Regions from separate parts of the Homo sapiens genome. Here regions 1 and 2 are each linked to region 3. Evidence: chromatin loops called from intact Hi-C (ENCODE). Cell type or tissue: PC-3. All regions are shown on one strand. Each heading gives the region's core, and the rest is flanking DNA. Links, peaks and the distances in the headings are about the cores only.

Region 1 (10,227 bases), core at 2,221-7,220, 110 kb after region 3:
TTATGGCGTAATAGCAAAAGCATTCATGCCATATAAAAAATCAATTTCAGGTAGATTAAAAACCAAAATGTGAAAGGCAAAACCATAAAGCTTTTTGAAGATTATATGGAAGAATATATTAATGTCCTTTATAGGAAAGGATTTCTTAAACAAAACGAAAAAAAGCAGTAACCATGAAGAAAAAGATTAATAAATTCAACGCTGTTAAAATTATAGCCATAATTTTTTCTTCTTCAAAAGACACCATTTAAAAAGAAAAGTAAAAAGCCATAGAACAGAAGAAGCAATTTGCAACACGTACAGCTGATGAAGAACTTTTATCCAGATTTTGTATGAAGAAAACTTTGAAAAATCAGACATCCCAATAAAAAAATGTTTAAAAGACTTAAAACAGGCTTTTAAGGCTTAATACAGGCTCTATTTTGCCATAGAGGAAGTCAAAATACCAATAAATATGTATAAAGGTGCTAAACTTCAGTACTTATTACTAAATAATAGCATTTTTCTTAATATTAAAATGTATTAACAAGGATATAGAGCTACAAGAATTCTGTATGGCTGGAGGGATTGTATTAATACATTGGTATCACCTCTTTGGTAATCCATATTCCATAATCTAGAAATGTTGACAATGTATTCCTTTTGATTCAGAAATTTCACCCCTGCACATAGTTCATAGAGATAAAAACAGTGATTTGCAATAAGTAAAAGAGTGTTTAAAAGGCAATTTTTCAGTGGTGGTGCATGCTTGTAGTTCTAGCTACTCAGGAGGCTAAGGCAGGAGGATTGCTTGAGCCCAGGAGTTTGAGGCTTCATTGAGCCATGATTGCACCACTGCACTCCAGCTTGAGTTACAGAGTGAGAGCCTGACTCTAAAAAATTATATATATGTAATATATTATATACAATACATATATAATATATAAAATATAATAATATGTATCATATAATTATATATATATATATATATATGCAATTGCTCATACTTGTCAAACACTGGCAACAATCCATGGAAAATACATTGGGGGTATGTGAATAAAGCAGACCATATATACAGCAACATTAGGGTTTCTAGAATACATCATTTTGAACAAAAAATAAATAAAAACGATTACAGACTGAGTTTACATAATGTTCTAAAAAAGGCAAAATGAAACTATGTTGTTTAAAAATATATTCGTAGGTGACAAAACTATAAAGGAAATCAAGACAATCTTTATAAATGAGTCAGAATAGTGGCTGCCTTGAGGGTAATTGGGAAAGGCATTTTGATTTTCAAGGTTTGTCAGTCGGGATCTAAAGAGCTATACCAGAGGAGTAATTATAGATATGTAGGCAGAATTCTGAAGAATACTGTTGGGTTGAGGGAGAGTAGTTATGGAAGGACGGACTTGGAAAGGAGTACCCCTTCTCAAGACTGGGTTCATCGTTGGAGAAGGTGTAGTTGCATCCCACAAGATAGTAACCTTACTAAGTTTTCCAAGCCAAAGTTAGCCCACAATCACTGGACAACCCCTCTGGAGTACAGGAAGGCCAAGGCCAACATTGGCTCATAAATGCAAAGAGGGAGTCCAGGAACCACCATGTTCAGAATCCTCTCATCATCAGGGTGGCACATATTTACAAACCACACAGTAGGAGCAAGAAGCCAAAGGCTTCTTGGCCTTTGGAATCAGAAGTCCCTTCCTCCCACGAAGTTCTTCCAGTGCCCTCTATTGACATCGCTTAATATTGTGCTTGCAGCAAAGAAAAAAATGCTTAAAACTTCCTTGTGGCAGAGCAGATAAAACAGGGTGGGTTTGATTGAAAGTGTGAGGAAATTAACTGATAATTGGCACAGAAAAGGGACAGAGGAAGACCTCCGGGAATGGTCTAGTACTTCATCTGTGTGATAGTAACAATAAAAGGGTTCTCATTACATCTATTATTAAACTGCAAAGTAATATTTATGCACATATACTATATGTCATAATAAGATGTTGATTTTTAACAGTTATATCATGTGAGTCCCAAATTTCTTAAAAAATGGAAAAAATAAATAAAAAACAAGGTAATATAGGCAAAATTGTTTTGAATGACATGAAAAATGTATAATCCAATATAAGGAATTAAGAATTTGCCATTAGTTTTGAAAAGTCCACTTTTTGGAAAAAAAATATATAGTCAGGGTTCTCCAGAGACACAGAACTAACAGTATGTATCTGATTGGATATATCTCTTTCTAGATATATACTATGTATGTCTATATACACACATATATATCCTATTGATATATCTCTTTCTTAATATCGGTATCTATATTTATACACATACACATATATACATAGATGCAATTGTTCCTTGTACAACATGGGGTTGCACTACCTGGGTTTTCTTATATGTGAATTTTTTTCAATAAAAGTTACACCAAGTATACCCACCTCTCTTGCCTTCTCTTTCATGCCCCACCCCCCACCTCTGCCACCTCTGCCACCCCTGAGACAGCAGAGCCAACCCCTCCTCTTCTTTCTCCTCCTCAGCCTAGTGAATTTAAAGACAATGAGGATGAAGACATCTATGAAGATCCACTTCCATTTAATGAACAACAAATATATTTTCTCTTCCTTATAATTTTCTTCATAACTTTTTTCTCTAGCTCACTTTTTTGTAAGAATACTGTATATAATACATATAACATAAAAATATGTGCTAATCAACTGTTTTGTTATGAGTAAGGCTTCCAGTAAATAGTAGGATATTAGTAATTATGCTTTTAGGGAGTAAAAATTTGTGCATGAATTATTGACTGCATGGGGAGCAGTCAGCACACCTAACTCCCACATTGTTCAATGGTCAACTGTATATCTAGTAAGAGATTTATTATAAGGAATTGCCTCACATAATTACGGTGGCTGAGGAGCCCCATAATCTGCTGTCCATAAGCTGGAGACCCAGGAAAGTTGGTGTATTTCAAGTCCAAGTCCAAAGGCCTGAGAACCAGGAATGCTGATGGTGTCAGTCCCAGTCCAAGGACAAGAGAGACCAATGTCCCAGTTCAATAAGTCAGGCAAAGAGAGTGAACTCTGCGGTCCTCCACCCTTGTATTCTATTCAGCCCCTCAAAGGATTGTACAATGCCCACCAGCATTGGGGATAGCAATCTGCCTTACTCAGTCTACCCCATCAAATGCTAATTTCATCCAGAGACACTCTCAGACACATCCAGAAATAATGTTTAGCCAGATATTTGGGAACAATCATGCTCCAGTCAAGTTGACACATAAAATTAACCATCACAAAAGCAAATATTTACTTATAAAGTGATATTACTGCCAAAACATTCCAAGAGCTTAAAAATCTGCTTGTATTTCACTGAGAACAAAGAGCATGTACACAATTATTTACTTAAAAAGTAAGCAGTCTCTTATTGTTTGATGAATAATATTTTAAGCTATAAGTGACCTAATATTATCTAGTCCAATTATTAATGTGTAAATATGGAAATATTGATACCAGAAATATTAGTGTTTTCAGCTAGTAAACATCAGGGTCAGAATTGGAAACCAAATCTCCTTACATATAATTCATGTTCTTCCCTGAAGACTGTGTTTAGGATCTTAAGAAATCCCCCACGGGTGCAGAAATTTTATGAGTTTGAATGGAAGCAATGGTTATGGTCTGCTTCCATTTTCACTCATTTGATCTTTCTTCTTTTGAGTGGGTTTGAAGCTGAGCTGTATTACAGATCGGTAGCCTCTGGCAGTGTGAGAGGAAGATGAGCCTACCATAGTGGAATAAAAAATGAAAAGTGTGATAAGATGTAATAAAGTAAAATAAAATCCTTGCTTAATGCCCCAATAAACTGTCAGAGTTTGGGTATGGCGGCTTGTTGGGCTGTGCTTAGATGGGAGCAAGTGAGATCAGCACAGTGTTGAGCGAACATGCTGTTATTTAAGTTTTCAAAGTCATTTGAGTTAACAAAAAGAATGAATAACAGCACAATGTGCATCTCATTATGATATTTAGTTTTGATTAAAATCCAGCTTAAAGCAAATATTTGAAGCAAAGTTTTAGTTTATCTTATATTTACTTACATTTTAAAATAATAAATTCTGAACCAATTCTGTCATAGAGTTCATTAATTGTTTAACAATATGCGCTCAGACAATTATTACTATATTCTCATTGAAAATTGAATGCAGGCTATTTGAGGGACTTAGACAGAAAAACTTTTTCTTACTGAAAATCAGAAACCATGAGTCCTCTGTTGAGTTTTGACTTGTGAAGGAACCGTTTCCCTGAAATAGCTCTGACATCTTTCATTACCTGTATAATGTAAAATGCAGCCATTCAGCAGCTGGATGACAGTGATAAAGTGCAAACTAATAGTGTTCACCCTCTGCACTAACCCTGATGTACCTGGCCTTTTCAAAACAGGGAGGCTAATGTCTAACAAGTCATGTAAAAGTCAGAGTGAATGAACCTTAAAGTAAAGGCAACATAACATCCTTTGCATTGCAGTTTCCCTTGAAATAGCATCACTTTAAGTTCTATGTCAAAGCCAAAAGGCAGCGATTCTGGCTAAGTTTTGAAATGTGTGTTAACTTAACCAGAAAACAATCCAGTAAAAAGAAGGTTGAATCACTTACTGTCACTTGACAGTTTTAGCAGTCAGTTTTTGCTTTGGTAATCCAAGTGCTGGTACTGGCTTCAATATACTTTCCCTGAAATTAGAAGTAAGTAATTTTCAGTCAAAAGCCAGAGCAGAGGTTTATGAAATCATAAATTATTTTCATTGTAAAAGATACTGGGAATGGGAGACTTTCTTCTTGAATACCTACTAAGGACTGATGTTTTTGCATTTATTATATGCAAAATGAGTATGCATAACCTTGAAAAGTTCTTACTTTTTCTCATTTATCCTAATTATCCCACTGACCAAAAAAGCAACTGAAGTTCAGAGAAATAAAGGAATTGCTCAAAATCATGAATTCAGTAAGCGATAAGTCTCATATTTGTTCATATTTTTGTTTTAAATATATAGCATAACTCCTGATTTAAAAATGAGATATTCTGCTAATAACTATATTTAGAGCAGTAAAAAATACATAGTACATATATTTGGTTGGTTAGTTTAGTAATATTTTGCCTCATTCTCTAATAGAATCCTGGATCTACATCACACTTCTGAGGTTAAATGAGTAGGAAAAGGAGAGATTGTCAGAAGTGATACACTAGAGAAGAAAGGGTGATTGAAAAAATGGAATAGACAATTAGTAAATCAGGACTTAGGTGATCTGAGATTTAAAGCATATCAGCCTAAGAAAATACAATTAGGAGAAAAAGATTAGGACTTCAGAGAGGAAATAAAATGCTTCCTCAGCTCTGACTTAATCAGCCTGAGGGTTGTATAGTCATGATTTGTTTCTCTCCACTTCCTTCTTTTAGAGACCTCTTAAATATTTTAAAGGCCTTACACATTCTCCTTTAAACAGAAACTCCAATAGAGAAAAAGCTAGGGCTTGATCTTTCAATAATTGTAAGTTACCGTTTGCTGCCCACATTCTTAGGACAAAATTTCGAGTTATATTTCCTTAGGGTGAAGATAGAACATTATTTTCTTAAGGAGTCTGGTTCTTCAAGAGGTAGGATTTTTGATTGGCTAAGTGTTGTGTTTTCAGTATGCCTTATGCTTCAGAGTCCTTCAAAAGGGACCATGGTAAATGTTCTTCACATTAAACTTTAATGTTATGACTATTAAGAATGAAATTTTATATTTTCAATGAGCCCAACCATGTACATTCCTCAAAGCACCCATCCAAAGGATTAACAAATAAACAATTAAACCCCATGTGTTAGAATGGAATTTCATACATTTTAAAGATATACAATATTTGATATATTGCTTAAAAAGGTAAGAACTTCGGATCATCAATCAACAAAGTTAAGGGTGAGAACAGTGGTTCTTAATTTGGGTTAATTTTGCCCCTTAGAGACTTTTAACAGTGACTGGAGGCATTCTTGGTTGTCACTAACAGAGGCTTGTGGTACTAGCAATTAGTGGGTAGAAGCCAGGAATATGGCTTAATGATTGTCAAAACACCCCTCCCCTCAACACAGACCCAAAACGATCTGATCTGAAATGTCAATAGTTCTGAAGTTGCAAAACCAGGGTCTAGAGGATGGTTAAAAGATATGTTTCCAAGGTACACAGTAGCACAAAATTGCAGACTTCATTGGGACTGTGGGCTGTGTCTAGGCATCCTAGGGGCACTGTTCCCACGGAAAAACCTATCACTAAGTTGACTGAAATCAAAGGGTAAACCTTGAGGCTGCTAGTCCTAACTGGCAGTGGAACTTATTTAATTAAACATACAAGCAGAATTGGAAATAAGAACAAATAATATGATGTGTAGGCTATAGGTTTATATCAGCTGTTACCAAGTTGTGATCCATGAGTCAAATGGAGCTCACAATATGGTCTTCAATTAAATTTCAGTATAAGAATTTAGAAAGCTGCCTCCTTCTTGCTAATTTTCTAATATGAAACACACAGACACACACACACAATTTTTTTTTCCATTAGAAGTATTTTGTACAATAAAGTTATTAGAGTTGTATACATTTAGTTTTTCCCTTTGGGAATTAGTAAAGTAAAAGAGAATTGAATATGTTTTTGTTTCCTGTTAAATGATACGCTCTCTTGGTATTGGTGTTTTTTTTAATTCTATTGTAGTGTTTAGATATTTTTAAATGATCATTTATCATTTTTTAAAAGATATATTTTAAAACTATTTTGTTAAATGTCACTTTAAATAGTTTTATTTTACATAAATTGGTTCTCATGCAAAAAATGCTAATTAAGGGTATAAATAACTATGAGTCATAGGAATCAGTATCTCTCTTAGGTGGACCATTAGAGGGGAAAAGAATACCCCAGTTTTAGGATAATAAACTTATTCAGTTTAGTGATGGCAATAAACTAGTATTTCCTGGAAATTTCCAACATTTCTATCTTTCTGTTTCAACTTTTATTTTAGATACAGAGGGTGTATGTACAGATTTGTTACATGGGGATTATTGCATGATGCTGAGGTGTGGAGTACAGATCCCATCTCCCAGGTATTGAGCACAGTACCTGATAGGTAGTTTTGTAACCCAGCCCCCGCTTCACCCTCTAGTAGTCCACAGTGTCTCTTGTTCCCATATTTATGTCCATGTGTACTCAATGTTTAGCTCCCACTTATAAATGAAAACATGAAATATTTGGTTTTCTGTTCCTGTATTAATTTGCCTGGGATTATGACCTCCAGCTCCATCCATGTTGCTGTAGAGAACACGATTTCATTTTTTTTTATGGCTACACAGTATTCCATGGTGTATATGTATAACATTTTCTTTACCCATTCCATCATTGATGGACACCTGGGTTGATTCTATGTCTTTGCTATTACGATGAGTGCAGTGATGAACATACAAGTACAAGTGTCTTTTTGGTAGAATTATTTTCTTCTGGGTACATACCCAGTAATGGGAATGCTGGGTTGAATGGGGTTTCTGTTTTAAGTTATTTGAGAAATCTACAAACTGCTTTCCACAGTGGCTGGACTATCCCTCATGAACATAGACACAAAAATCCTCAACGAAATACTAACAAATCAAATCCAGCAGCACATCAAAATTAATATACCACAATCAAGTAGGCTTTATTCCTGGGATGCAAAGCTGATTCAACATACGCATATCAATAAATGTTGATTTATCATTTATTTTATTGATTTACTACATTATTTACCAATTTAATGATTCACCACATAAACCAGAATCAAAAGCAAAATCATATGGTCTTCTCAATAGATGCAGAAAAAGGTTTTAATAAAGTACAATATCCCTTCATGATAAGAAACTTTCAACAGACTAGGCATGAAATAAATATACCTCAAAATAATAAGAGCAGTCTGGGTGTGGTTGCTCACGCCTGTAATCCCAAAACTTTGGGAGGTTGAGGGGGCAGATTGCTTGAGCTGAGGAGCTCAAGATCAGCCTAGGAAACATGGCAAAACACTGTCTATACAAAAAATACAAAAATTAGCTGGGTGTGATGGTCCACACCTGTAGTCCCAGCTACTTGGGAGGCTGAAGTGGAAGGATCGCTGGAGCCCAGGAGGCCAAGGCTGTGGTTAGTGGGGACCATCATACTGCACTCCAGTCTAGGTGACAGAGTGAGACCCTATCTTGAAAAAATAAAAATAATAAGAGCCTTCTACGATAAACCCACAGCCAACATCATATTGAATGGGCAAAAACTCTAACCATTCCCCTGGAGAAGTGAAACAAGACAAGGATGCCCACTCTTACCACTCCTATTCAACGTAGTACTGGAAGTTCTAGTCAGAACAATCAGGCAAGAGAAAGAAATAAAAGTCATCCAAATAAGAAGAGAAGCAGTCAAAGTATTTCTTTTCACTGACAATATGATTGTATACCTAGAAAATATTAAAGACTCTACCAAAAGGCTCCTAGAATTGATAAACAACTTTAGTAAAGTTTCAGGATACAAAACCAATGTACAAAAATCAGTAGCATTTCCATATACCAATAACGACCAGGCTGAGAGTGAAATCAAGAACACAATCCTATATACAATAGCCACAAAAAATTGAAATACCTAGGAATACAGCTAACCTAGGAGGTGAAAGATCTCTACAAGGAGAACTACAAAACACTGACAAATGGAAAAACACTTCATGCTTATTATGGATAAGAAGAATCAATATTGTAAAAATGGCCATACTGCCCAAAGCAATTTTCAGATTCAGTGCTATTCCTATCAAACCACCAATGTCGATCTTCATAAAAATTTTAAAAAACTATTCTAAAGTTCATATGTAACCAAAAAAGAGCCTGAATAGCCAAAGCAATCCTAAGCAAAAAGAATAAAGCCAAAGGCATCACATTACCCAACTTCAAACTATATTATAAAGCCACAGTAACAAAATCTGCCTGGTACTGGTTTAAAACAAAAGCAAAAACAAAATAAACAGACACATAGACCAATGGAACAGAATAGAAAACTCAGAAATAAAGCCACACACCTACAAGGTGATCTTTGACAAGGCTGACAAAAACAAGCAATGGGGAAAATAATCCTTATTCAATAAAAAGTACTGGGATATCTGGTTAACCACGTGCAGAAGATTGAAGCTAGACCCCTACTTTTCAGCATATGCAAAAATAAACTCAAAATGGATTAAATATTTAAATGTAAGACCTCAAAGTATAAAAATCCTGAAAGACAACCTAGAAAATACTCTTCTCAGCATTGGCATTGGCAAAGAATTTTCAACTAAGTCCTCAAAAGCAATTGCAGCAACAACAAAAAAATAGACAAGTGAGACCAATTAAACTAAAGAGCTTCTGCATAGCAAAAGAAACTATAGACAGGGCAAAAAACCTACAGAATGGGAGAAGATATTAGCAAACTATGTATCTGACAAAGGCCTAATATCCAGAATCTATAGGGAACTTAAAAAAATCAACAAGCAAAAAACAAATAACCCCATTTTAAAAATGGACAAAGGACATGAATAAACACTTCTCAAAAGAAAACATACAAGCAGCCAACATACATAGCTCAGCATCACTAATCATTAGAGAAATGCAAATAAAAACCACAATGAGATACCATCTCAAACTAGTCAGAATTGCTATTATTAAAAAGTGAAAAAACAGCAGGTCCTGGTGAGGCTGCAGAGAAAAGTGAATATTCCATAATTTTTAAATGTTTCTTAACCTTCAGACTATACTATTTTTTAACCTTCAGACTATACTATTTTTTAAAGAATTACAGATATCTAAGTTTCTGGTTATATCATGCTGCACAAGTACACGTTCCAAGGTATTTTGTTTGGATGGGGAGTGTTTGAATTTAGTTTTCTGTTTAGCTTTCAACTGAGGGGAAAGAAAAAATATAGAAGCCATTTCAAAATTGCACAGGGAAAAATACAGAGAAGTAATAAGAAGTGCCTGAAAAATTGATGTTTAAGTGATCTGGGTGAATCATCAACACCAGCCTAGCACATTTTCTTCTGCTTTGACAGGAATTGACAGAGTATTAGTGAAAAGGATCACACAGTTACACTCAGAGTTGTTGATATCCCATCAAGAAATAAAAACAACCATGTTCTTTCTTTATTCAGTTAATCATTTTTAGTTTGATGTATAGGTTTCCAAACACATACAATTCCAC
Region 2 (10,227 bases), core at 2,898-7,897, 240 kb before region 3:
TAAAAAAGTGGAACAAAAGCTATAATATACTTTGATGTAAATATAATTGTTGCAAAAGTATCAAATTATAAACATTTTGAAATGTAAAAAAAGCGAATGAATGAAAAACTATACTGGAAAAAATGTAAAATTTCTCCCTCATTTAAACATTTGATTTATTTCCACAAAATTCACCACGTTTATTTTTTTGTTTGCCCACATGTAAGTGGAGGAGTAGATTGGGGAATAACTAACAATTGATGTCTAAAATTTATCTAAGATCATGTGGAAAGAAGTAATAAACCAGCTGTTTTAAACCTCAGCCTTTCTCTGCAACTTTTTGTTGAATCTGAGCTCCCATATTACTGGAACCTCCCTTACAACAAAAGTTTTTTTTTTTTTTTTTTTTTTTCTCAATTATGTTTTGGGATGTGTTTATGTTGTATATTTTCTTCCATCACGCTGACCTCATTTGCTGTCTTCCTGGAATTGCTCAAAATTTATGTTCTAATGAAGTTTCAATGTTTAAGCTTTTCCCCATAAAAGTTTTTATTTTGAGATAATTGTAGAGTCACATGTAGTTGTAAGGAAGGGTATTTTAAAATCTCAAGTATCCTTTACTCGGTTTCTCCAGTAACATCTAAAAGAACAATATAATATCACAACCAGGATATTGACATTGATACAGTTAAGATACATAACATTTTTATCACCAGAAAGATCTTTCCAACACTTTAAGAGACACAACCATTACCTTCCCGCCTTCACCCTCTTCTTAAACTGAACTGAAGCAACCACTAGTCTCTTCTCCAGTTTTATGATTTTGTCTTTTCAAGAATCTGATATGCATTAATCACACAGTATATACTTTTCTATTTTATATTTTTGCAACACTATGATTCTCAGAAGACTTGGATTTTTCAGTGTGTGTATCAATAGTTTTTATTATTGCTCAGTAGTATTATGTGGATGTAGAACAGTTTAACGTTTCACCTATTGATATTTGGATTGTTTCCAGTTTTGAGCTATCAGAAATTAAGCATAAACATTTGTGAACAGATGTTTATGTGAACATGTATCCTCATTTCTCTGAGATAAATGCCTCTGAGTGCAATTGTTGGGTCATTGGGTCATATGGAAGTTGCATGTTGAGGGTTTTTTTTTTAAAGAAACTTTCAAAATGTTCTATATATCTGTATCATTTTTCATTCCTACTTACCATGTATCCAAAATGATCTAGTTTCTATCTTCAGAAGCATATTATGTTTTCACTATTTTTTTACATTTTAGCCATATCAATAGGTATATAGTGAAACAGATCACTGTTGTTTTAATTTAGCTAATGGCTAATAATACTGAATATGTTTTCATATGCTTATTTGCCATTTACTTATTCTGTAAAAATCTGTTACATATTTTAACCACTTTTGAATTTGTCTGCTTTTTACTAAATTTCAACATTTTTAATATTCTAGATATTAGTCCTTTGTCAGAAATTTGGTTCGCAAATATTTTCTCCTTGTTTGTAGCTTGTCTTTTTCCCCTCTTAACAGAGTCTTTTAGAGCATTTAATAATTTTCTTGATATATTGCAATTTACCATCTTTTCCTCTTATAAATTGTGCCTTTGGTGTCAAAACTAAGAACTCTTTAAAAGATTTTCTTTATACTTTTTAAAAAGTTTTATTATAGTTTTATGTTTTATGTATAACTTCATAATCCATTTTGAAGTTTTTTTTTTATAAGGTAAGAGACAAGTCTTGATTAGTCTATAGATGTCAAACTGCTCCAACACCCTGTGTTGAAACAAAGGTTGAGCATATATTGTGGATTGATTTTGGTGTCTTTATTCTGTAATATTGATTTCTGAATCTGTACCTCTACCAATATCACAATTTTGATTAGTGAGCTATGTATACATCTTGTAATTGTTTAGGGGTTCCTTATACTTTATTCTTTCTTTCCAGAATATTTTAAATTATTTCTTGTGCCTTTCTATATAAATTTTGAAATAATGTCTTTTATTTTTACAAAAAAAATATGCTGGGAAGTGGGGACTATGTTAAGCCTGTCTATCAATTTGGAGACAATGGGTATCATCACTAGTTGAGTACCACAAACCATGAACACATTATGTCTTTCTCTTTATTTTCTTTTTTTGCCTGATTTCACTGGATATAAATTTTAACAGTATGTTGAATAAGTTTGGTGAGAAAGGACAACCTTGTTTAGTTCTCAATCTGGAGGGAAAGCATTCGATCTTTCATCATTAAGTATAATGTTAGCAGTAGGTTTTTGATAGATGCTTTTTATCCACTTAAGGTAATTTCCTTCAAATTCAAGTTTTGAGAGTGTTATTATGAATGGGTGTTAATTTTGTCAAACGCTTTATTTTCAGTGTTTGATATAATCATATGATTTTGTTCTTTAGCATGCTAATGTGCTGAATTGTATCTTTTGACTTTTAAGTACTGTATTCTCAAGGTATATAATTTTTTGCTAAATTCTATAATAATGTTAAGAATGTTTGCATCTGTATTCATTGTTCTACAGTTCCCTTTTTTCCAAATGTTTGGTTTTGGTATCAGGGGAATATTAACTTCATTAAATTGGGAATCATTTTTGTACGTCAACTTTTCTGGAAGAGATTGTGTAGAACTGATGTTAATTCTGTTTAAAATATTTGGTAGAATTCTCCAGTGAAACCATATGGGCCTGAATACTTCTTCAATTGGAGTTTTAAGATTATGAATTTTAAATACAATTCAAATTATCTATTTCATATTTCAAGAGTGTGGTAGCTAGGGTTATGTGAGGTATTTATCTATTTTCTGTAAGTTATTAGTTTTTGTGCGTAGAGGTGTTTGTACGACTCCTATTATCCATTAGATGTTTACAAACTGTAGACATGTTCTTTGTTTCGTCCTTAATCTTGGTGATTTGTGATTTTTTTTTTTTTTGGTGTTGAGACTCAGTAAATAGTACCCCAAAATGAAGTCCACAAAAGCAGCCTCAGAATAAGTTTTCCCTGATCTTCCCCTGCCCTTTTGACTGTCAGTCTCATTCTTCCTCAAAGCTAGCCATAGAAACTAGAATCCCTCTTACCCAAAGTGAGTCATAAGAAACCAGAAGCTCTTTTCACCAAAGCCAGCCATAAAACCTTAAAAATATTACTCAGACTTACTCGTCCACCTTTTTGTGAAGAAACTGGCCTTGAAGAAATTGTCTGACCTACGATGATTGATTGTAAGTCATGAGACCCCCATTCTAGACAGTGTCCAGCCCCATAAGCAAAAGGAAGTAATATATGCTCCACAAGGCCAAGAAACATCTAGACAGCCAGGTCTTGCTGGGTTTCGCCAATCCGGCTGTTAACATTAGATAATATCCTTTCTGTCCAATCAAATTTCTGCATAGCTGTTCATGCTGTTAAACCTAAGCAAAAAAATAGATAATTTCCCTCTATCATTGGATTTTCAATCTGAAGGCTCCCATGCCATGTAAAACTATGATAAAATAAATTTATGTGCCTTTTTTCCTGTTAATCTGTCCCTTCTCAGTGATTTTTCAGTAAACTTTCAGAAGGCAAAGAGGAATTTTTTTCTTGACCTTGATGTTGGTTTTGCTACAGCTTTGTCAGTTGCTGTGATCTTTCCAAAGAACCAGTTCTTTTATCGATTTTTCTCTATTGCTTTTTCCTTTGCAATGTCATAAATTTTGGCTATGTACAATGTTTCGTTTCTTCTGTTTCCTTTGAGTTTATCTTTAATCTTGCTCTTCTAAGTTTTTTAAGTAGGACCATAGATTTTATCAATTTAAGACTTTTCTTCTTTTGGAATGTGTATGTCTACTTACTGCTGTAAATTTCCCTCACAGCATTGCTTTACCTGTGTCACATAAATTTTGATATATTACATTTTAAATTTCATTTATTTCACCGTGTTTTAGTTTCCCTTAAGACCTCCTCTATAATTCATAAATTTAGAAGTTTCCTGTTTAGTTTTCAAAATTTGGAGATTTTTCTTTTATTGTTGGTTTCTAGTTTGATTCTATTGTGTTTGGAAAAAGCATTCTGTATAATTTAAATTACTTTTAAATCTGCTTAGATTTGTTTTATTGTCCAGGGTACACTCTATTTTAGTATGTTTTGTGGACCCTTGAAAACAATGTGCATTTTGATGTTTTTGTATGGAATGTTGTATGAATGCCAATTAAATCTTATGGGCTGCAGATGTTACTGGATTATTTTATGTCATGTTGATTCTGTCTAGCTGGTCAATCAATTGTTAAGAGAGAAGTGTTAGTCTCCAGTTCTACTTGTGGATTTGTATTTCTCTGTTGGTGTTTTCAGGTTGTTAGCAAATCTAGGCCTAAGTTCTAGGTTATATGAAGCCCAAGAAGCTCATTATCATGTCATTCTTTGGATTCTGGGGTCCCTAGCAGTTTTCTTTTACTGACCTTTCAGAGAAATCTTATTTTGTGTGTGTGTGTGTGTGTGTGTGTGTGTGTGTGTGTATACATACATATGTGTGTGTGTGTGTATATATATATATATATATATATGTCAAGGCTCTCAGCTCTACTTAGTGAGAAGACTAGGAAAAAATACATCTACTCCATCTTCCTGGAAAGATTTTTTTCTGCTTTCTTTTTTTACTTTTCATCTCTGGTGTGCCACAATCCCCATAAAAATACTTTTCCGCCATTTTAAGTAGCGTTCTCAACTTTGGTGGAAGTTTGAATTATATGGGGATTTTGAAAGTTACTAATATCACCCCCTTATATATTCTGATTTAAGAGTTTTTAATTATTGCTTGGATAGAGATGTTTAGAAGTTCTCTCTATAATTAAAATGAAAATATTAAAGATGAAGAAACACTATTTAAAGAAATTTGTGAAGGACAGTAAGTATCCTCATGCGGTCTACTCTCTTGATCCACCCATTTTGATCTCTTTTTTTCCTATAAGATTGTAGGTCAAATTTAAATATCCGAATCTTCTCACTCTGCCTGAGCCACTGAGCTGAGTACATCTTGGTGTATCATCATCTTCCTTCCTAACTGGAAGCAAAATACATAAAAATTCAGACATATCCACCTGTTAAAATTTTGTACTTGCTTTGGTAACTATGTTTTTTTTCTAACATTTCTTATAATTAACTTTTGGAGCTGAACCAATAAATTTCTGAAAATATGGGATGTTAAAAATATAAAATCTCAGCTAAGTGAACATTCTAAGTTTCAGTCATTTTTATGTTTGACATACCTGCTCAGTGACAAAATATTCATTGCTCCTTACACTCCAATGTCTTTGATGCCCAAAGGTCTTTTGAAGTTATGTTAACAGCAATATTTTGATCTTATAATCAGGGGAAATGTCATATAAATGCAATGCTCTTGGGCTCTGAGTATTGGTATGAGTAATATAAATCAGTAGGTAATCGTTTCTATTGGATTGTGTTTTGGTAAATTTGGATCTCTTTTTGCACAACACAGTGAATAACTTCCTACTACAGAGAATGCCTAGTCCATAACTTGGTATTAGATATTCACATACCTAGACCATATTAATCACTCTTAAAATTCCATCTATCCACACTGTTGTATTGAAGATTAAGTTACCAGCACATGCTTTCTGGAAGACCCATTCAAACCATAGCATTTTGCCCCAACCTTAAAATTCAGGTTCTTCTCATTGCAAAATACATTCCATCCCAGTGTCCCAAAAGTTTTAACTTATTTCAATACCAACTCAAAAGTCCTAAATCCAGAGTCTCTTCTGAATCAGATATGGATGAGACCCAAGGCAAATTCCAAGACAAATTCCTCAACTGTGAGCCTATAAAATTAACAAGATACATGCAATGATTTATATATGTAAAAAGTAAATAAGACAATTTGATCAAGATTCTAGATTAGATAGGCTTGTCAGGGGAACTTCAGAAGTTATTCTGTAAGTTCTACAAAAAACAGAATTTAGCTTTTCTCTGATAACATCTAGACAGAAGTGAATAAAACACATTTCAACACTTCAAATATAAATGAAAGCTGAAACTCCAAGTTTTTTAATTTAAGTATAAAAATAAAAAGAACACGGGAAGATTTAAAATGCAGCACAGAAGACAGTAAATTCCCATCTTTGTCAATGTGTGTTTGTTTAAACAATGACAGTATACATAGTAGGGATTTATTCAGATTAGAAGAGTTACTCAGAGTTTATTGGATGCAATAAAATTTTTACAAATCAGTCTTCATTTCTAAGGACGCGTATGTGGAATTGTTTGTTGTGTCTTTTGCACATTTTGTAGTTTGATTTTTGTTTTTGTCTCCACTTTTGAGGTTTAGAGTTGTTTATATGTTCCAGACATTAGCCCTTAGTAGACTATGTGGCTTGTAAATATTTTCTCCTGATTTACCTTTTCATCTTCTGCAAGGGATTTTTTCACAAAGCAAATGTTTTTCATTTCAATGAAGTACAATTAATCAATATTTCCTCTTTACGATCATGCTTTTGGTGTCAAGTCTAACACCCACTTTGGCTAAATATTAATCCTGAATACTTTCCCTAATTTTTTCTAAAGTTTTATTGCTTTACATTTTACATTTAGGTCCATATTAATTTTTGTATTAGGTGTAAATTGAGTTCTGTGGGAATTTTGCTGTTGTTATTTTAGCTTTGTTCTGTTTTGTTTTGCTTGGCACCGTGAATTTTAATGTCTCTTCTTTGGAGAAGGAGAAGGTCACATTACCGACTTTTGAATACATCCCGAAGTTTATCTGGCACAAAGAGAATTTTGTTCAGTTTTATGCTGGATTAGGATACAAAAAGGAACATAAAGTTGGTGGCTCAAACTTCTCTGAGTCTAGGTGGATAGAAGGTCGACCTGGATGTGTTTTGGGAGAGACAGAATTGGGTGCCTGCTTGAGTTTTTGTGACCAAAGCAGTTGGTCCTGATGGGATGCTTGGGTGATCAAGAGCTGTCAGGCAGGGTAGGCACTGCTGTGATGGCCCTCCACTGCCCAGTTCACCAGCTCACTGCTCTGGTACCAACAGCTGGATATCTCTCTGGGACCCATCCATGGATTTCCTAACACGGATGATGTTCCTGCTAATGTAGATGCTGAAGTCTCCCACTGTGGTCCCCGGCAGCATCAGCTGAGTCAGTGAGTCCTATCATGACCCTGGAGGCATGAACCACATTGTACCCTTTCCAGACGATGGCTGCCATAGCTCATGTAAATGATGAGGCCTACGTATAAGAGCTTCCTTCACAGGTACCGGCAGTGCTTAGCAAGGACACTCTCTGGTGCCTTAAGCATCTTCATCCACACCAACTTGGAGCCCTGCCTTTCAAAGCACAGGGAGGAATAGGCCCCAGCACTCGAGTCCTGGAGCCCGAGTTTCATGTGTTTATAGATGTTCCATTCTTCCAGCACCATTATTTGAAAAACTTTCTTCCATTCAGTAGCTTTTACACCATTATCAAAAATCAGCTGAGCATATTTTTGTTGGTCTGGTTTATTTTCTGTGTTCTTCATTCTGTCCCATTAATCTGTGTCTGTGATCTGCCAATACCTTAGTCTTGATTGCTTTGGCTATATAGTAAGATTTAATATCTGTTAGTGATAACCCTTACTTTATTATTCCTTTTCAAGGTGATTTTAACTATGCTAGTGCTGTGATTTGTCTATTTTGATCATATATCCTGCAGGCTTGCTGAATTCAGTTCTTCATTCTAGGAATGCTATTTTGTATAGATCCCTGTAGAGTTGCTAGGTAGAGAATCATGTCATCTGCAAACAGGAACAGTTTTCTTTCATCCTTTCCAAGGTTTTCTATTTTTAACTTTTATTTCTTTATTTTCCTTTATTGCAGTGGCTAGAGGTTCCATTATTATTACTATTATAAGTTCCAGGACACATGTGCTGAATGTGCAGGTTTGTTACGTAAGTATACATGTGCCATGGTGGTTTGCTGCACCTATCAACTCGTCATCTAGGTTTTAAGCCCTGCATGCATTGGGTGCATTAGGTCCTATTTCTCTCCCTCCAACAGGCCCCGGTATGTGATGTTCCCCTCCCTGTGTCCATGTGTTCTCATCGTTCAACTCCCAATATTATGATGAGAGCAGACATTCTTGCCATATTCATGTTCTTACAGTGAAAGTGTTGCCTTTCACAATTAGTGTGATGTCAGCAGTAAGTTTTTGGAGATGTTTTTCATTAAGTAAACTTTAATGTCCTTCTAACCTTAATTTGCTGTGAGCTTTTATGATGCATAGGTATTAGATTTTTTTCAGATGCTTTTTTTCTGCATCAATTGACTTTACTATATGATTGTTCTTCGATAGCTGTCATTATGGAGTTGTTCCTTGGTTAGTGATAGTGGACATGAAGATAATTTGATTTGATATTAATTTTGGAATTAAATTTGATAGTTCTAGCTAATTTAGGAGGCATTACTAAAACATGCTTCAGAAAGAAGTATTGTAAACATTAATAAAATAGGTGGTTAAATTTTGTGATCTAGAAAAATGATACCAACATTTTCTGTGTTTTTAGGATAATATTTTTTGGGTCATTGTATAAACTTTCTTAGTTCATTTTACTTTTTTGGGGACTGATATATATGATAGTTTAATCTATAAAAATGCAGATATGTACCTAAGCTAAGTTCCATACAAAAATACAATTATCATTCTCACCTTCCAACATCACAACTCAAAGAAAACAAAATATTATGGCTACTCATGGTAATCCAATAAGGGTGTGTGTTATTTGATAATGAACTACTAGATTATAGGAAATACCACAGAAGGATAATTTGCCTTTTCTAATGTAAATTGCTGGGGCTGTGCCAGCTATTAAAACCAAACAATTGACTGTCAAGGAGACAGTACTAGAAGTCCAGTTATTTCCTGCCTTAAGTCTAAGCTTTCATGTTGCTGTGATCTTTCATCAGATCCTATTATTTCATTGAAAGTAATTATTTTTCTCTTGGATTACTTATTTTTCTCATTTGAAAATACACAAACTTCTTATAGAACTTATAAAGATCTATAAGCATATAAAAATTACATGGTACTGCTAATACTAATTTTAGTTGGGTGATATCTAAATCTACTAGGCTTTGAAATGCAGTTTTTTTCTCTTTGATTGTTTATGCCATATGCTCCCTATCATTTTAGCACAAATATAAGTTTTAGATGATTCCATCTTCATGAAGCTCTGAGTAATCACTCTTGCTTTTATCTAACTTATACTACTGAAAAGTTCTATGAAAGTTAAAATAGAAACATGAATATACATGGTGTGAAATGTTGGAATAAAAAAATAGATACACACTAGTGTACTTGCTTAAGTACACAACTGTCTCTGGTTTCTTGAAAGGAATACACAGACTCTAATTGGGTTAATTGAACCTTAACTATTGGGCCATCAACTCTCAGCAGATAGGGTTTCAAAATCATTATGCTGTTGTACTTTGGGAAATTTTAACTTTTCCTCATGAAATCTTTAAAAGTAGTAACAGTTGAATGAATTGCAGGGCTAGGTTAGGCTGAAGAATCTCATGAGTCTAGATCCATTAACATTGTGAAAGGTGAACACGGATACTTCATTCAAAGATAGTACTGGTCTGTTGGGTGCTGATTCTGCATCTGGCTATGGCATTGATGACTGGCAGTTACTTTAGGTTCAAATGTCATATCTACAGCTTATGGAAAGAAATCTCTTTCTTATTGGTCCTATGATATGGCAAAACATTTTTAAAAATACTAAAAGTATGACTTTTTTTTCCAAAAATGTTATTCAAATTGAAAAATGTTTTCCTCAGAATCTACAGAAAATTCAGAAATTGAAACACATAAAATTAATTTAAATGTATTATTGAAGAAACCTTCTTCTGTTTTGATAATTCATCTTTCTCCTGAAAGTATTGGATAATTTCCTCATAATACCCAATATTCTCGTTTCAGTTTCTCTAAGTCCAGCTTCTTCATATTACTTCTCTTATTCTCTTTGTAGGCCCTTTAGTCTCTTCACATTGCTAACTCATTTTTTTCTCGCCTGTGTTTAGAAATTAAGTTTCCATTAAGAATCCTGACTCAATGTTATGTATCTTTTCCTCTGCTCTTTGTATTCTTTCCTGCTACTCATTTTATTCAATGTCAGTTTGATGACATTTTCGCATTCTTGTTAAAACCCAAATTTATTTGTCCATCCCTATGACAAACCACAGCTAATTATCT
Region 3 (10,227 bases), core at 3,325-8,324:
AGAGGCCATTTTTAATAGACGTTCATAATCACTATATTCAGGGCTTAAAAAGGACTGAAAAAAAACAGAGGGGTTGGTTCTGTAGATAGATGTTCCTTGGAAGTATGCGAATCTCATGTGCATTAGCTCTTGGCATAGGATTTCACTCTTTTTCTCAGTGAAATCACACCTTATTTAGAGAATGAGAGAACAGTTAAAATTACAAATGTTAAATTTACCAATAAAAAAATCCACAGTGCTTTGAAAAAGATTATGCTAATATAAATCTTAGATATTATCTTTCCTATAACAGAGTCATTTTATTTTATTGCATGGTAGTCATGGAGGTAGAAGAGAAAAAAGTTCTACGTGTGAAGATTTAGAACGAAAGTTAAACTAATTTTTATCACCAGCCCATCCATCAACCATATACTTTCAGCAGTTTTTTTGGTCACGTCAAGACTAACTGAACCAGAAATAAGATCACATTAGAATAAAACAAAGGAGAACTATAAAAGAGAAAAATGTTGATTTGACTTCTTTGGAGTCTATAATTATCAATGTTTCACATAAATAATTGAGAATCCTATTATATTTGTTTATGAGAGTTTTCCAGCTTTTTAAAATAACAGCAACAATAATAAGTCTTACCTCTAAAAATATAAAATATCAAAATTCACTGCTTGAACACTTCAAGATACTAACTGGAATTCTGTGGGTGTTTAGATAAATGTGCCCAAGCTGTTTGCCTTTTTTCTTTAGATTTATATAATCCCAAGTATATTCACATAAGTAGAAGAGAACATGGTAGTAAATGCTTTACTTTTTTAATTTTTGAAAATTATTATTTTCTCTATTAAAACAATTTTATAGCCGATAATTGCAGTTTCAATGGTACAGGGTGATATGATGTTGCATAAAATCATCTCTGAAGGTGTTTTGGCTTCTACTCCTATGGTAGCAGCTCCAAATTTCTCTAGTTGTCTGTGTCATAAAATATTTAACTGGAATCAGGTGCAGTAATAAGTTGAACTTCTGGCTGAATGACACTGAGTAATTCAATCCAGAACCCAATCATATTCAATTCATTAAACTGAAGAGTGCTTTTCAATCTTTCAGATAAAGTCCATATGGAAGTCTAGAGGATGGATATTCACTCTAAACTCTGCTATTTCTTTGACCTTTTTTTCTTTGTTTCTTCTAAAAGTTAATCTGGGATCTAGGTCACAAGTTATAATCTCCTATTTTGCCAGTATCCTAAAGGAAACGGATCAGTAAGAAAAAGGATGAAATTGAAGTAGGGATGTATAAAATAAAATAAGTAAAAATCCCATACTTCATTGAAAAGAGTCTGGTTTATATCTCAATTCAATCACATCCATTTTGCTTTGGTTTCCCATCGTTAGGCCTAATGTTACCAATGTACTTACTATGTTGTTTTTATTTAAAAGAAATGTTTTGCTTCCCATTACTTGATCCACAATGACTATTTTTGGGTAAAATATTGAAACTCCAGTTTTACAAATTGTTACTGTAATTCCATGACAAATTTGTAGCATGAAATATTAATATCAGCTTTTCATAATGACCACTATGTACCATGCTAGTTGGTTAATTGAATAGCTTTGGCATTTACACGATGGTCCACGTATATGGAAAACACATTGAGATGAGGAAAATAATGAGGAATATTTGTCAAAAAAAAAACAACAACAAAACAAAAAAACCATTAGTTCTTCCACCATGTCCAGGTAAATGTATATGTCTGATGTGCTTATGGAAAGGGAAAATATGACTATTTACTTTTCTGTTACTGAATATTCCCTGCTAGTTTAGGAAATACTTTCTCTCTGATTCAGTACACAATGAACAGTAAGTTTGGTTTTCAGCTGTAGCTGATGTGCATCAATAGGTATGCATTCTATCCCTAAAGAATATTCTCATGTATTTTTGTTTGTTGGTTGGTTTTACTTCTCCAGTTTGTGCCTCTAAAAAAAAGATGTGAGAGTTCATCCTCAAAATCTGAAATGTTTCAAAACGATTGGAGAAAAGCTTGCTGCAATCTCATTGGACAAGTAGAATGCCTACCAGATTTCTTTTATTGTTTCCTATTTCCTCAGAAATTTGCTGCAATCATTTCACAGGTTGCCTTACTCTGGTTTTATTTTACTTTTTATGTATTTATTAATTTATTTTGACAATTTCAACTTTTATTTTAGATAAAGGGGTACACATGCAGGTTTGTTACATGAGTGTATTGTGTTACGCTGAGGTTTGGGGTATGATTGATCCCATCACCCAGGTTTTAAGCATAGTACTCAATAGTTTTTCAACCCTTGCCCCTTCTCTCTCTCACCTCAATAGTAGTCCCCAGTGTCTATTGTTGCAAACTTTATGTCCATGAGTCCCAGTGTTTAGCTCTCACTTATAAGTGAGAACATATGGTATTTGGTTTTCTGTTCCTGTGTTAATTCTCTTAGGATAATGGCTTTCAGCTGCATCCATGTTGCTGCAAAGGACATGATTTCATTCTGTTTATGGCTGTGTAGTATACCATGATGTATATGTACCATATTTTCTTTATCTAATCCACTGTTCATGGGCTCCTAGGTTGATTCCATGTCTTTTATATTGTGAATAGTGCTGCAATGACCATATGAGTTCCTGTGTCTTTCTAGTAGAACAATTTTATTTTCTGTGGGACATATACCCAGGAATGGGATGTGGGGTCGAATGATAGTTATGCTTTAAGTTCTTTCAGAAATCTCCAAACTGCTTTCCACAGTGGTTGAACTATTTTACATTCTCACCAACAGTGTCTAAGTGTACCCTTTCATCTGCAGTCTCACCAGCATTTATTTTTTGATATTTTAATAGTAGCCATTCTGAATAGTGTGAGGTGGTATCTCTTTGTGGTTTTGATTTGCATTTCTCCGATGATTAGTAGTATTCAGGACTTTTCCATATGTTTGTTGGCCGCTTGCAGGACTTCTTTTCAGAAGTATATGTTCATGTCTTTTTAGTGGGGTTATTTCTTCTTTCCTTGTTGAATTGCTTAAGTTCCTTTTAGATTCTGGATATTAGACCTTTGTTGGACGCATAGTTTGAGAATATTTTCTCCCATTCTGTAGGTTGTCTGTTTGCTATGTTGATAGTTTCTTTTGCTGTACAGAAGCTCTTTAGTTTAATTAGGTCCGACTTGCCAATTTTTGTTTTGGTTCCAATTGCTTTTGAGGACTTAGTCATAAGTTATTTCCTAAGGCCAATGTCCAGAATGGTATTTCCTAGGTTTTCTCCTAGGAGTCTTATATTTTAGAATAGAAAGATTTAAGTACTTGAGCTCAGTTATTGGCCTTAAATGGAGACATTCCTTGAATCTTATCCTCCAGAGTATTGGTGGGCTTGAATAGTTGAGCTGATTCTGAAAACAATTTTGTGTTTGGAGGCCTGGTTTGAGCAGAGCTTTACATTTCTATTTGAGTTTGATATTCTGTTTCTGGTATGAACTGGTATGGATAATTTCTGTGCTTCAAATGTACATACTGGCTAAGTAAGGCCCAATTGAATAATCATAGATATTGCAGAAATCTTAAAAGCCATTATGGTTTGGTTCCCTGTCAAGTTTAAACATTGCCTCTACTACAAACTTAGAAAGTAATTATCCAGGCTCTATATAATAACATGACAATAAACATAACCCTGTCTTAAGAGTTAAATATTGAAACCCCAGTGATAACAGCTAGATAGATATTTAGCCACCACTTTCCTATTGCTGTGGGATACCCAGAGGATAGAATTCAAGACCCTTAAAGAATACAGGAAGAAAGAGGAAGGGAAAAATGTTTCACTGCCTTTTCTCCCTAGAATAAAAGGAAGGATGCTTTTAGAAAAGAAATATTGAAGGATATAAAAAATGTTAGGTGAGGATAGCCATAAGTGAGGCCTGAACTTTGAGTAAGTCTCAACAATGAAATGAGAATTTGATGTGTTTTAAACGTCTTAATACAAAAATCATTCATTGCATGTAGGAGGAAAAAAATTAATATTTAACATTGGAAGAAAATGATAATTAGATGCCATAAAATGGATAATTCAAGAAATTTTGAAAGAAGATAGATTACTGAATTCCTTTAGTCTGAGTAAGGTAACCAATTAATTTGAATGTCAAAATAGGAATTTAATACCAGTATAATGCTTATTATTAGAACTTAGTAATTTCTATTTAGTAATTAAGATTACTATATTTGTACATGTATGTGTGTATGTATGTGTATAATATAATACCTGTATATATCATTATACTTAAAGAAAATGCTAGAAAAATCAAATATTTCTTATTCATTGAAATGTTCCACTCATTTAACTTACCCAATTTGTTGTATTTTTAAATTTTTGAAGTAAACATCTAACTCAAGTCCTCTCTGATCTATATTTTTCCTAGTTCATACTTTTGTTCAATATTCTGGTACCCCGAGTTTAGTGATCAGTTAAGCAGCACCTTGTGACAAGTTTTATCATTGTCCATGTCTTTGTTTTGATTCTTGGAGGAATTCGGAAATTAATTAACTCCATGGTAGCTCCGCATGTTGAAGACAGTACCACCAATGTGTACATTTTGCTAGAATTTGAAGACCAGGAAAACTATCAGAGATATCATCCCTAAGGATGGTGCCTGTGGAACAAATTCTGGACATTCCCTCAGGAAAAAAAACATATATATGACTAAAATGCTTCCATAATTATTTTGAAGTAGCTACAAGTTACCAAAATACACCTAAAACTTGCAAGGCTAAGATTCTTAAAGAAGTGATATGTTGGGCCGGGAGCGGTGGCTTACCCACGCACTTTGAGAGGCCAAGGCGGGCGGATCACGAGGTCAGGAAATCGAGACCATCCTGGCTAACATGGTGAAACCTCGTCTCTACCAAAAATACAAAAAATTAGCCGGGTGTGGTGGCGAGCGCCTGTAGTCCCAGCTACTCCAGAGGCTGAGGCAGGAGAATGGCGTGAACCCGAGAGGCTGGAGCTTGCAGTGAGCCGACATCGCGCCACTGCACTCCAGCCTGGGCGACAGAGCGAGACTCCGTCAAAAAAAAAAAAAAAAAAAAGTGATATGTTGTTTATAGAGGGGAAAGATATAAAAGTTAAAGATATTTAGGAGTATGCATTACATGAGAGAAATAAATTGAACACTGAAATTGAAACCGAATGTTAGAACATTAAGTGTAGTAATTATGGCCTCCAAAATATACTGGAGATGTTTGTGTAAAAACAGAGAATAATTATCTCCTAAAAATAAAATATATATATTAGTAGAGAATATCTGGGGCCAGGAAACCAAGAAATGAATTTCCACTTTGTCTTTGCCATTCACATTTTATTTGACTTAAGGAAAATTTCATACCATCTCAAAGATGCTAGGGAATTATTAAATTTATGATAAGGTATGATATTAAAGTTCTTCCACATCAGGAATGAATCATTTCAAATAGTTATACAGTAATGGTGGAGAGGAAATTTTTTACAGCTCCTGAAAGGAGAGCTTCAAATGGTGTCAGCAAGTTGACATTAGTGCTCCTTTCAAGTACCATGTAAGTTGTAGCCAAAGTTTTAGAAGCTTTTCTTTCTTTCTTTTTTTTTTGTTTTGTTTTTGAGATGGAGTCTCACTCTCTTGCCCAGGCTGGAGTGCAGTGGCTCGATCTCCGCTCACTGCAATCTCCACCTCCCGGGTTCACGCCGTTCTCCTGCCTCAGCCTCCTGAGAAGCTGGGACAACAGGCGCCCTCCACTACTCCCGGCTAATTTTTTTGTATTTTTTTTTAGCAGAGTCGGGGTTTCACCGTGTTAGCCAGGATGGTCTCGATCTCCTGACCTCGCGATCCGCCCGCCTCAGCCTCCCAAAGTGCTGGGATTACAGGCTTAGAAGTTTTTCTTCATTAATTCCTTGTCTAGCATATATTGAGAGTCTCATTGAGATTGTAAATGATACTCTTCATTGATTGCTGCTTTAAATGTTAATTTCACTGGCGTTGCAATTCACATTTCTACTGCTTTCTTTTTGCTACTCCATGACAAGTAATAACACTGCACTCATTTACAATTTATTGTTAACTGCATTAAAATTTCATGAAATGACACTATAGTTGGTTAAACCATGGAGACAGCTTAGTTTGGTAGAGTTTCACATTTTCTGATTAGGAGAAATACCTCTGTGCAAACTTTCTGTGATAAATAAAGGCTTAACACAACACATTAAATAAATATAACGCATGTTTATGTTCCTTTTACTAATACCTGTGATGTTGAGCAATATCCAAGGGTAATTTCTCATGAGTGCTGAATGTACTGTAACGGAAATATCCCAAGAAATCCAGGAAAGATAAATATAAGTCATTCTTACTCCAGAAATCACACATCCGTCATACTGCAGTTAAAATGTTATTTCTATATTACAAATCTGATTATGCAAGTCTCTTGTACAACACTTTGGAGATCAATTTTTAGAGTCATGTCTATGGTTATTTCACCTACAGACATGAAAAAAAGAGAGTAGATGACAGCCTGTATATGGAAAATTTCATAAAATGTGTATTTCCATGGTTAAAAACAAAAGGAAAGTGAAAGTTATAATGAATTTCTTCACTTTGATTAAGTTAATTATAGTAAATTTTGTATGGTAGAACATTTAGAATTACCCTATTAATATCTGCCTCAAGATAGTACAGATAAATGTACTGTAATGTGCATTGTAATTGGCACATTGTTTTCTAAATAAACCTTTGGCATAAAATAAGAAAGCATTAAAGACCACCAGCAGCCCTTTCAATAATGACAGTCTCATAGAAGACAGAGCAATGAAGCATGGATCTTGCTTATTTGAACAGGAGAGGGGAGAATTACGTACTATCAAATTTATCGATGTGCACATCTTGCTCATTGGGAATTTTTGATGTAGTTCCAATGACGCAACAACAAAAATTGAAATGTAAGACCATGTCCACAGAAGTCTTTAAAAGAATGTCCATGATCTGCCATATCAATCTGGAGGAAAAAAATAATATCTAGATCATTATATTTCTCTACTTTGAGCTTCAGCCTTGAATACAGGGCTGGAAGACTTGGGGGAATAGGCAAATTGTAACACTATACAAAACTGCTAGTCAATTTTACTCAATTCCAACAAATTATTGGGTAGAATGGATAAAACTAGCCTTAAATTCCTTTAGCTATCTCAGAAGTCATTTGTAATAATCATCCCATTGTAATGCCCCTCCCCCAAAAATGTCCATGTTCTAATCCCTGGAATCTGTGACTATGTTAGCTTATATGGCAAAAGGGTTTTTGCTGATGTGATTAAGTTAAGAATCTTAAGATGAAGAAATTATATTGGTCCTTAAAAGTAAAATAGAAACAGAGGAGGGCTCAGAGTCAGAGAAACACGAAGGTGTTACGCTCTTGGCTTTGAAAATGGAGGAGAAGGACATTTGCCAAGGAATGCAGACAGCCTCTAGATGTTGGAAAAAATAAGGGAACAGATTCTTCAATACAGCTACCAGAATAAAAAAAAAAAAGCTCTCCTATCACCTTAATTGTAGCTCAGTAAAACTCATTTCAGACTTCAGACCTCTAGAACTATAAGATAATAAATTTGTGTTATTTTATGGCATTAAGGTTGTAATAATTTGTTATAGCAGCAATAGAATACTGATTGATATAATGCTGCACCATCCACCATCAGTTGGAAAATAAGTTTCACACTTTATATCATGAACTTCAAGTTCTACTGAGCCTACATATTATTTAATTCACATTTCCTGATATCTTTCAATAAGCACTTACTCTCTAATAATAACAAAGTACTTACACTTTCCAGATTACCTTTTCTTGTCAAGTTAGCTTTTTATTTTTAATTGTAGATTTTTATGAGGTTGTAAGAAATAAGAGAGGGCTTCCATTATCTTTTGCCCAGTTTCCTCAGATTGTAACATCTTGCAGTACTATATCACAACCAGGATATAGGCATTAATATAGTCAGGATATAGGCATTAATATAGTCAAGGACATATTCTTACCATAAAAATCCATCATGTTGTTCCTTTATAGACACATCCAGTTCCCTTACATCACCACATCCTCCTTAACTGCTGGCAACCACTCATTAGTTTTCCATTTCTATAATTTGGTTATTTCAAGAAGGTTACAAAAATGAAATTATATATAGTATGCAAGCTGTTTGGATTAGCTTTTAAATTGGTATAATAATCTAGCAATTCATTCAGATTATTGTATGTATCAACAATTTGTACCTTTTCATTGTTGAATAGTATTTTATATTACGGATATGTCACCGTTTATTTCACAAGTAACCTGTTGAAGAACATCTGAGCCTTTTTAGTTTTGTGCTATTGATATAAACACTTGTGTATAGATTTTTGCATATACTTAGTTTTTATTTCTCTGGAAAATAAGCTTAAGAGTGCAATTGCTCAGACATTTGGTAAGCCCATGTTTAATTCTTTTTAAAAAATTGTCAAACTGCTTTCCAGACTCGCCATGTCATTTTACATTCCCACCAATAATGTAAGGGATCCAGTTTCTCCACATTCTCATCAACATTTGGTATTGTCAGCAGTTTTTAATTTTAACCATTATGATAGGAATATAGTAATATCTTATTGGGATTTTAATTTGCATTTCTCTAATGGCTAATAATGTTAAACATCTTTTCACAGGCTTATTTGACATCTCTATGTCCTCTTTGGTGATATGCCTCCTCATGACCTTTGCCCATTTCCTAATTACATATATATATGTTTTAATTATATATGTAATTGTATATATATAATTTGTTTACTGTTGAGTTTTGAAATTTATTTGTATATTCTCGTTACTAGTCCTTTATTGGATATGTTGGATATCTGATTTGCAAAAACTTTTCTCCTGATCTGTAGTTTATCTTTTCATGCTATAACACGGTCTTTAAAAGCCAAAATTTGCAATTTTTAAGAAATCAAATTGATTTTTTTTTCCTAACATGGATTGTGTTTTTGGTGTCAAGTCTCAGTTGTTTCTTTAGAGTCAACATGTTTCTTCTATGTTTTTTACTAAAAGATTTATATTTTTACACTTTACATTTTAGTCTATGATCCATTTCCAGTTAATTTTTGTATAAGGTGTAAGACATATGTCAAGATTTATTATTTTGTTGTTGTTAAGGATGTCCACTTTCTTCAGCACAATTTGCTAAAAAGTCTATCCTTTCTCCATGAATTGCTTTTGAACCTTTTTCAAAAAACTGTTTCTTTGAGTCTATTTCTGGGTTTTCTATTTTGTTTCATTGATGTTTCTATTCTAGTAATATCACCCAGTCTTGAATAATGTTGCTATAAAATGTCTTAAAAATGTATAGGGTAACTATTTATTCTTTTCCAAAATACACCGAACAATTCTAGTTTCTTTGCCTTTCCATAAAATTTTAGAATAAACTCATCTATATCTACAAAAAAACCTTTCTGGAATTTTGATATGAATTGTGTTAAGCCTGTAAATCAATTTGAGGAGAACTGATATATTGTATTTCCCATGTTGTGTGTTCCAATCCGTGAGCACAGTATTTCTCTCCATTTATGTAGATTTTCTTTAATGAAATTCACCAGCGTTTTGTAATTTTCAGCATAAAGATCTGTACATGTGTTATCACACTTATATCTAATTACTTCATTTTGCTTTGAATAGTCATCAATTTTTTTAATAATTGGGTTTCCACCACTTTATTTGTACTATAAAGAAATGCAATTGATTTTTGCATGGGATCTTGTTTCCTGCAATCATCTTAAACTCTTTTTTTTTTTTTTTTTTTTTTTTTGAGACAGAGACTCGTTCTGTCACTCAGGCTGGAGTGGAGTACCATGATCTAGGCTCACTGCAACCTCTGTCTCCCAGTTCAAGCAATTCTCCTGCCTCAGCCTCCCGAGTAGCTGGGTGCGTGCCACCACGTCTGGCTAATTTTTATTTTTGTATTTTTAGTAGTGACGGCGTTTCGCCGTGTTAGCCATTATGGTCTCGATCTCCTGACTTCATGATCCACCCACCTCTGCCTCCTAATAAACTCACTTATTAGTTGTGGGATTTTCTCTATAGGTTCCTTTATGTTCCCTATGTAGACAATCAATGTATTTGCAAATAGATGTAGTTTTGTTTTTTTTTTAATTTTTAATCAGTATAACTGTTGTTTCCTTGCCTTGCCTTA

The links. Hi-C counts contacts between places; a loop is a spot of excess contacts. Peaks named below come from ENCODE experiments on the same cell type or tissue, not always from the same donor. Only the 100,000 strongest peaks of a DNase experiment are listed, where the experiment ranks them.
Region 1: a loop joins it to region 3, with 2.5 times the contacts of the local background. A loop is called at or near these places in 1 of 110 quality-filtered maps.
Region 2: a loop joins it to region 3, with 17 times the contacts of the local background. A loop is called at or near these places in 1 of 110 quality-filtered maps.

The regions. Positions count from the first base shown.
Region 1 is chr9:29,277,485-29,287,711 of GRCh38, reverse strand. No RefSeq gene overlaps it. Among named protein-coding and RNA genes, the nearest start is that of LINGO2, 69 kb to the right of the region's middle. In PC-3, for the core only: no CTCF peak of the experiment used is centred there; no DNase peak of the experiment used is centred there; H3K27ac peaks cover 418 bases.
Region 2 is chr9:29,633,592-29,643,818 of GRCh38, reverse strand. No RefSeq gene overlaps it. Among named protein-coding and RNA genes, the nearest start is that of LINGO2, 430 kb to the right of the region's middle. In PC-3, for the core only: no CTCF peak of the experiment used is centred there; DNase peaks (open chromatin) are centred at 3,128, 5,798 and 6,128; H3K4me3 peaks cover 742 bases; H3K27ac peaks cover 1,571 bases.
Region 3 is chr9:29,393,421-29,403,647 of GRCh38, reverse strand. No RefSeq gene overlaps it. Among named protein-coding and RNA genes, the nearest start is that of LINGO2, 180 kb to the right of the region's middle. In PC-3, for the core only: no CTCF peak of the experiment used is centred there; a DNase peak (open chromatin) is centred at 6,327; H3K4me3 peaks cover 1,313 bases; H3K27ac peaks cover 1,838 bases.